Regions from separate parts of the Mus musculus genome. Here region 1 is linked to region 2. Evidence: chromatin loops called from intact Hi-C (ENCODE). Cell type or tissue: left cerebral cortex. All regions are shown on one strand.

Region 1 (4,000 bases), 77 kb after region 2:
TTAGATGCTAAGTGCTAGAATAGATGTCTTTTATCATGCCTGCCTCAGGATTTTTTTTTTTTTTTTATTTTATGTATATGAGTACACTGTTGCTGTCTTCAGAGACACCAGAAGAGGGCATCAAATCCCCATTACAGATGGTTGTGAGCCACCATGTGGTTGCTGGGAATTGAACTCAGGACCTCTGGAAGAGCAGTCAGTGCTCTTAACTACTGAGCCATCTCTCCATCCCCAGTGCCTCAGGATTTTTAAAGTTAGGTTTGTTGGGAAAAGTTCTTTAACAATTTCACATTTGTGTACATGTGCGTGGGTATGTGATGTCAACTTACACACATGGTCAGAGGGAGACTACTTCTGGCTCAGTTCTCTCAGCTGTCTTTCTGGTCCTCGGTCATTCTTTTATTCATCTGGTGCTAGGGATGACTCCCAAGGCTTCTGCTGTGAGGTTAATATTCTGCTGTTGAACTGTATATTCTAAATCCTTCCATACCATGTGGAAGGTAAATAGAAAATATCATTTCTCTGCGATCTGCTTTTTTTTTTTTTATTAAACCCAGATGGCAGAAGTGGTTCCTGGCCTTACCACTATACTACTTCATTGGTATATTGGTCCAGTTCACTTCTGAATTATCTTTTTAAGGAGGTGATTTCAGCTCTGATAGATGAAGCCACTGAGGAAGAGTCCAGATGGTGTGCTCATGGTCGTTTTAGAGGACAAGGGGGTGAAGATGGGGTTAGACGGGAGGCCTTTTGTTTAAGGGTTCATGTATTTCTTACCAAAATGGTAACAAAAGATGAGCAGAAGGGGAGGGGGATAGAGTTATGCCTATAGTTTCTCCTTCTGAAGATGTAAGTTCCAGAAATATGGATCATGGACATATAGTTAGACACTACAGAACCACACATTTCATCTTCCAGTGAAGATGGTAGTTACAGTGGGGCATACCCATAAATCCATCACTCAAGACCAGAGAGAGGCAGGAGGTCTGAACTTTAAGATCAACCATATTATCTATTGTATAGATAGTAAAGTCAAGCCTATCTTGGGTTAAAAAATTGTTGGTGCATTTAAGAGCAGTGTCCACAGCGGCCTTCCCCTGGAAGTGGAGTTACAGGGCTTCGAGTGGCTGGATGTGGGTGGGTGCTCTCCAGGGAGGAAGCTAGCCACTGCGCAGACAAGCCCACTTTTGTTTGTTTTGTTTTGAGACTGGCTTTCTCTGTGTGGCTCTGGCTGTCCTAGAACTCCACTGTATAGACTTGGCTGACCTCAAACTGAGATCTGCCTGCCTCTGCCTCCTTAGTGTAAGGGACTGCAGGCATGCGCCACCACCGCCTACCTTTTTCCTTTTTCAAGAAGATTTTGTTTTTAGACCAGGCTCAATACACAGAGATCCTCTGGCTTTTGCATTCTGAGTGCTGGAATCAAATGCATGCATGCCACAGCCTCTGCCAGACTCAAAAGATTTTTTTTTTTTTAAAGTTGTGTTTGTGCATGTGAGTGCAATGCCCATAGAGGCCAGAAGAGGCTGTAGGACCCCCTGGAAGTGGAATTACAGGGGCTTGGAGCGGCTGGATGCGGGTGCTGGCAAGCAAACCAGAGTCATCCTCTGCAAGAGCAGCACTACCTGCTCTCAAGTGCCGAGCCACCTCTTCAGGCAAGGGGGAGGTGGGTGGCGCCAGTCGCAGCACGGACGAGCCCACTATAGCCAGGAGGTGTGGGTGCCTCCGTTGCGCGCATGCGCACTCCCTTCGGGCATAGCATGGTCTTCCCCCACTCTCTTGCCCTGTGTGGTACATGCTGCTTCCGCTTGCGCCGCCCCCTCCCAATTGGTTTCCGCGCGCGCGAAAAAGCCGGGGTCTCGTTCAGAGCTGTTCTGTCGTCTGCAACCTGCAAGATGCCAGCGCGAACAGCTCCAGCCCGAGTGCCTGCGCTTGCCTCCCCGGCAGGCTCGCTCCCGGACCATGTCCGCAGGCGGTAGGTGCCACGCAGGGTGGGGGTGAGGGGCGGGACCGATGCCGAGGCATATATTGGGGGTATCTCCGGGTGGCCCTGCGGCCGCTGACAGCCAGGGCGCGCATGCGCGGGGCAGCGTTTGGCGCGGGCTGTGCTTCCTGTCGCGCGTGCCCTTAGCTGTTGGCGCCAAAATGGGTGGGGGCCGGGGTGCTGGCAAGCCCATTGACTGGGAGCTTGAGGGAGCAAGGGGATCAGCCCTCTGAAATAGAACAAGCTTGGGGACACCCTCAGGGGTTCCCCTCTTTGGTCAGCCAGGCTCCTGGGTGTGCAGGAAGTGCCCCTCTCCCGGCCTGTGGACACCCTGAAGCCCCCACTCCGCTCCAGCCTCCACTTCCGGTGCCCTGCAGATCCCGCCGCGCCCACCCGAGGGTCCCTCCGCCGGTTCCCCTGGCCCTGGTTCAGAAGGGCCCTCCTTCCCAGCCCCGCTGTCAAGTCCTAGGACCTTTTCTCTCTCATCCTGCCGGGCCGGGCCTGGGCAGCTTGAAGCCCTCGTGGGATTTTGTTTTGTTTTCATCCTAACGTAAAGGAGCTCCTGCGATCCTGGAGCTATCAAAGAGACTCTGCCTGGAAAGAGCTGGTGCTGCAGAATGGGCCCTCCACTTTGGCAGTGACATAACTCTGTCCCGAGATCCCAGAGCAATCGAGGAAACCTTTAACTCCATTCAAAGTGTTTATCAGGGGGAAGGAAAGATGAATGGTAGTGAGATGTCTCGGCCCCCGCCCTATTATTTTAGCCCCTGTAAACCAGTTCTTTCGGTCCTGGCGCCATCGAGGAAGCTTTTTACATTGTCCAGTGTTTATTTCGAGGAGTGAGGGATGGCAGGTAAAGTCCCCCATTTCAGTGCATATGAATCCCCCCTCTCCCCCCCCCCTCCCCAAGCAATCAAGGAAGACCTGGGTAATGGGCCCTCCACTAGTACCTTCCACGCCTCCATGAGGACGGCTGTGTGCAAGGATTGGCGGGAACACTGGATCCCGCTTCCTGTTCCAGAAGGGCATCGTCAATCCGTTCATTCCTGAAAGCTTGTCCCGCGCGTCATTGAGCATTAGTCATAGGTGCCCTGCTAGTGCTGGACACATCCCAACCCGATTCTGAGTCTGCTTTTGCTATCCCGGGGGTTAGTTTACTGGGGTGATGCCAGGCCGATTCCCATTTGAGCTTTGGGGGATAAAGTGGGAGAAGCGGCTGAATTCCCCTTGTCAAACACCCCTGCCCCCAGCTCGCCCCCAGGGTTGGACCTGAAGCTCTGTACTGAGCTACACCTTCAGCCCTTTCACTTGTATTGGAGACTGGCCTGGGATTCTCTCTCTCTCTCTCTGCCTGTGTCTTCTCAGTGCTGGGATTACTGACATGTGCCATCATGATGGTTTGGGTTCGTTTTTTGAATGCTTGTTTTTTGATTGTATAGGCATAAAAATCTGAAGCCTTTGTGAGACACCTCAACAGATTTCTTTTTACTACCAAAAAATACATACATAATTAAAGTATTTGGTTTTTTAAAGTTAGACAGTCTGTAACCTGCCTTTCTGTCTTTTGTCTTTCCTGTTCTCGGGTTGGTTGGTTTACCTGTGTATGCTTTGTTTTCATTTCCAGGAAGGGATTCCTGTAGGCCAAGCTAGCCTCCGGCTGGCCGTCTAACCCAGGCTAGCCTTGGTCTTTTGTATCTACCCAAGTGCTGGGATTACAGGAATGTGACACTGTGCCTAGCTTAGCTTTTCTTGATTTAGAAAAACTTACTAGCAAAATATCTACAGTATGAGATTTGAGAGGTACCTGCATTTGGGAGGATAGTCCAGGAGCTGAGTAGGCCTCGAGGTAGCTTCCGTCCATGCTGCTATTCTGTATTTAAATGGCAGTTTGTTTAAATAGAAGTGTGCATAGTTCCTCTGGATATATAAAATATAGTATCTTCAACATTTGGATTGTAAGTCTTTAAGTGTGTATGTGGGTCTATGCTACAGCTTGTGTGGCAGTCAGGACCCCTT
Region 2 (4,000 bases):
ATAGAGTCTGAGACAACGCGCTGGGTCTCCAAGCCACGCCCATCCTCGGTCCCTCCCACCAGCGCCTGTTTGAGCAAGGGTGGATGGAGAGGTTGCTTGTATTAGCTTGGGGAGTCAATAGTATGCAGGAAATGTGGTTCTAAGAGGAGAATGTGAGGATGCCTTCCTTAACTGAGGTTTCGTTTTGACCTCCAGCAGGCTAAGTATGGGAGCCACGCCCCTAAGACCTCCTCCGCGCACGCGGCGAAGGAAGAGGGGGATCAAGTGCCAGCAAGACTCGGACACGTGTGCGTGTGCGCAGCGTTCGCAGGCTTCTAAATTAGAGTCGACTCCGGCACCCGATCTTTATTTACCCAGAGTGCAGCGGGAATGTGTCTACAACGCTGTTGTGTGTCTAGTCTCTCAGCAGAGCTTCTGCGCCCTCCTCGCCAGGAGTGTGGCCGCCTCTACTGGGTAACTAGTGCGAGATTCTGCAATTCACGCTGGACCAAAAGATCAACTGGGGACACTTTGACCCCAGCTTTGACATCCCTCTCTACATACATACCAGACTCGGAGACAACAAGCACAACGCCAGGAAGCAAGTCTGTGACAGCTCACGTGGCCTGAACAATCATCTCTTAACTTGTTGCTATGCTAGATTTCCTATCTAGTTAGCCGCTTCCTCTACTACTTGAAGAAGGCCCCGCCTACTCGAGTGTTTCTACCTCCCCCCCCCCCCCCAATTAATGATAACCTTGGGGAATCAGGTCTAGCTCCACCCGCTGGCCTTCTCTAGTAACGCACAGGCTCCGTAGTGGAAAAGGAGGGAGGAGAAGGGAAACTTAGCCTCCAATCAGAGCTCCGGCCTGTATCAGCGGAGCCAATCAGAAAAAGCCATACCAAGAGTCAGCCCTGGAGGGGAGGTCAGTTTAGTCTTTCTGCCCCGCACAAATAAAGCTAACAAAACTCTACGCAGAGGAACTCGGGTTCTAGGACCCCATGCTGGCCTTGAAGGAGAAATTTCAAGGTGTTGTTTCCTCCAGTACTACCTCTAATCTACTAATCTTCAGCCCCTACGTAAGGAATTTGGAAAAAGTAAGGTACCTTAAAAAAGAAACCACTTTCTCCAAGAACCGTAAGGCAGAGACTGAGGAGGAAGACTTTATTGTTTCAATAAGAGTCTCTGAATTAATTACTCTGAAGTTCTTTTCCCCTCCCTCTTGTCAGGCATCGAAAACAGATCTATAACTAAGTCTGCACAGCCAGGTACTTGCGCACGTAGACAGCCCCCACAGCCAGGAGGATCCCCACCAGGGTTGCGATGGAGGTAGAGGCCAAGGCTATAGAGGCTGGGCTTAAAGCTGTGGGCAGGAGTGAAAATCAGGAACTAGGAGGTCTGAGGACCGCCAAGCGTGGAGCCCACGCCTGTTCTGCAGGCCCCCTTGGAGTGGCAACATCCCCTCTCCCGCACCCATTCCCTGGGATTACAGGATGCCTCACCGAGGACTGTCAACATAACAGGTGCCGAGCTGCTGCGCACCACTAGCCCGTCGAGATTGAGGCGCGCATGGCAGGTGAGTGGCTGCCAGAGGTCGTTGAGTCCGGCCCGCATCACGTAGGTCAAAGTGACATTAGCCAAATCTGAACCGGTGAAGCGCTCCAGGCTTTCATGATAAATCACTCGGCCACCTCTTCTCAGGCTCACCACCAAGAATCCCACTGGGAACACGTGTGTCACATAGCATCGCAGAGTGTACTTGTGGCCCACTAGGACCGGAGGCTCCAAGATCACGCTTCTGGGCCGTTCTAAGGCAAGAGAGATAAGGCCCACAGGCACCCCTTAAAGCAATTACCATCTATCCGCTTCCTCCACCCCTCTCCCCTCACCCCAGCCCGGCCTGAGCCCCGGTCTCCCTCACTGTAAGCAGTGATCCTGGCGGTGGCCTCTCGGGTTTCTCCTGCGCAAGTGACGACGCAGCGCACCTTGGAATTCCAGGCCCTCACATCCAGTAGCTGGTAAGATACCCAGCCGGATCCATTAACTATCTTTCCCTGCCGCAGTTGGGTGCGCAGGCTGGAATGCACCGGCAGGGGGCAGTTGTGGCTGCAGTTAAGCCACGCTGAGCCCCCGGGAGGCACGGCCTCTAGCTCTGGATTAAGACGCACCCAGAAAGGTGCTGAGGTCACGGAAGGCGCGGGAGGACTTTGCATCCACTCTTGCTGGGGGCTCCCACCCCTCGGATAGGCAGCCACCAGCAAAAGCGACGGGAGCAGAAGGGCAGACTCCATGGCACAAAGCCCGCGCTGAAGTGCGGGCGGAACGCCAGGGAGTTTAGGCTGGCCGCAGGAGATAAGAAGGCACCCTGGCCACGCCCCAGAATGGGCCTCGGCCGGCCCTGATGAAGATACCTGCCTCCCCTCCCATCAGACCCTACAATCAACCAAAAGCCATTGCACAGTTCTGGACCTGCTCTTTAGTTTTTACGTAAGCCCCAAGAAGTCTTTAAAAATTAAAAAATAAAATAACGCTTGGTGATGGCACATGCCTTTGATCCCAGCACTCCCAGGGAGGCAGATCTCTGTAAGTTCAAGGCCATCCTGATCTACACTGGGAAACCCTGTCTATCTAACGTAGATTTTACTAGACATGGCAGTGGCTTTGTCATTTAGTCCTAGCATTCAGGAGACAGGTTGGCCCATCTTTGTGAAGTCAAGGCCAGCCCATTCCACATAGCAGATTTCAGGACATCCATGGCCACAAAGAGAACCTGTCTCAAAAAAGAAAGGGGGTGGGGGTGGGGACCAACCTGATCCACAGACTCAGAGTTAGGGTTAGGTTACCAGACAACCCTGAGGCATTATGGGAGTCGGCAGTCCTTAGGGCTTTGCCTAACTGATGTGATGACTGTACACAAACTCACAAGACACTCAGGCCGACATAAAACTTTATTGATTCAAAGGAAAGGTTTCTGTGCTGGGAGGGGTGCTTACCCTCCCACAGCAGCTTGCACGACCCTTCTAAGGAGTTGGAACATTTCCTTCCAGGCTTTCTCTTTGAGGTGGAGCCGCCTGGGACCATGATTTCATGAGCATGAGGCTCGATTGTTCAGCTGCTAAGGCATGGTGGCTGACATTGGGAACAAAAGTAGGTGGGGAGGTGCTGGGACGCTCCAGGATGTGGAGGAGCAGAGAACCACTGCCAGTCCACATAGTGTTTATGTGACTGGTGAAAAAAGTCGACCCTTATGAGAAAAGCATCCTGACCAGTAGAGAAACCCTCGACCCATGTGATCTTTCCCCAGACTCTCACAGCATCTGCAGCAGGGTCCAGGCCATAACTTATACATTCACCTCCTCACTGATCTACTATATACAGGGTACTCAATAAATAGCTGGTAAAACTCTAAATTAATAAATACATCAAGAAGAGTTGGGGACAATGTCTCAGCTTTCCTGTGTCGGGGGGAAGTGTGGTCTTCTTGCTTGTGTCTACTGGATATCATGTCTTCCTTAGGCAGGAGCCCCTCAGCAGGGGCAATAGAGAATGAAGTCAGCGTTTCTTGGCTGAAGGTCCACCGGGCTGTAGGTGGGTCCGGGTCACACGTGTTCACAGTCTTGCTCCATCCACCGAGTCCTCTTAGCTCTGAGGCTACAAGTGTGCATCCCCCAGGCCACCATCCTGTTCTGTGACAGCCAGAGGAAGTGGCTGAGGGTAAATGCTGTCTACCATTCTGTTCAAAAGCAGCAGCAGCTGTTGCCCTGCAGGGGGTCCAGGCAGGAGTCTCATCCAGCAGGCTCAGGGAGGTGGGGCTTGTCCCTTGAGTTTTATGGCCTCCTCCTGAGCCTTCTGTAACTTGTATATCCTGATCTTTCTCTGGCGGTTATAAACATAAGAGGCTGCCATCACGAGGCCCACAATGACCAGCAGTACTGGCACCAGAATGATTATAGTCCAGTTATTTTGAGAGTGGTCTGTGTGGTAGAGACAGAAGGGAATGGTGAGACTTGAGGCCCTGGC

Evidence for each region. Peaks named below come from ENCODE experiments on the same cell type or tissue, not always from the same donor. Only the 100,000 strongest peaks of a DNase experiment are listed, where the experiment ranks them.
Region 1: it touches region 2 in a loop (4-fold over the local background); 1 of 42 quality-filtered maps calls a loop at or near these places.

Annotation. Positions count from the first base shown.
Region 1 is chr9:20,950,683-20,954,682 of GRCm38, reverse strand. It overlaps Dnmt1 (DNA methyltransferase (cytosine-5) 1), which reads left to right and starts at 1,704. Exons shown (of 39, transcript NM_001199431.1): 1 at 1,704-1,975. The coding sequence starts at 1,896. In left cerebral cortex, CTCF peaks have their summits at 91 (motif pointing right) and 1,529; DNase peaks (open chromatin) are centred at 1,743, 2,057 and 3,082; H3K4me3 peaks cover 2,139 bases; H3K27ac peaks cover 1,481 bases.
Region 2 is chr9:21,027,725-21,031,724 of GRCm38, reverse strand. It overlaps Icam1 (intercellular adhesion molecule 1), which reads right to left. Exons shown (of 7, transcript NM_010493.3): 7 at 2,911-3,954. The coding sequence ends at 3,779. It overlaps Icam4 (intercellular adhesion molecule 4, Landsteiner-Wiener blood group), which reads right to left and starts at 2,293. Exons shown (of 3, transcript NM_023892.3): 1 at 1,902-2,293; 2 at 1,483-1,788; 3 at 1,129-1,343. The coding sequence starts at 2,271. The coding sequence ends at 1,231. In left cerebral cortex, CTCF peaks have their summits at 581, 794 (motif pointing left) and 2,063 (motif pointing right); DNase peaks (open chromatin) are centred at 193, 792, 1,627 and 2,069; H3K4me3 peaks cover 1,483 bases; H3K27ac peaks cover 686 bases.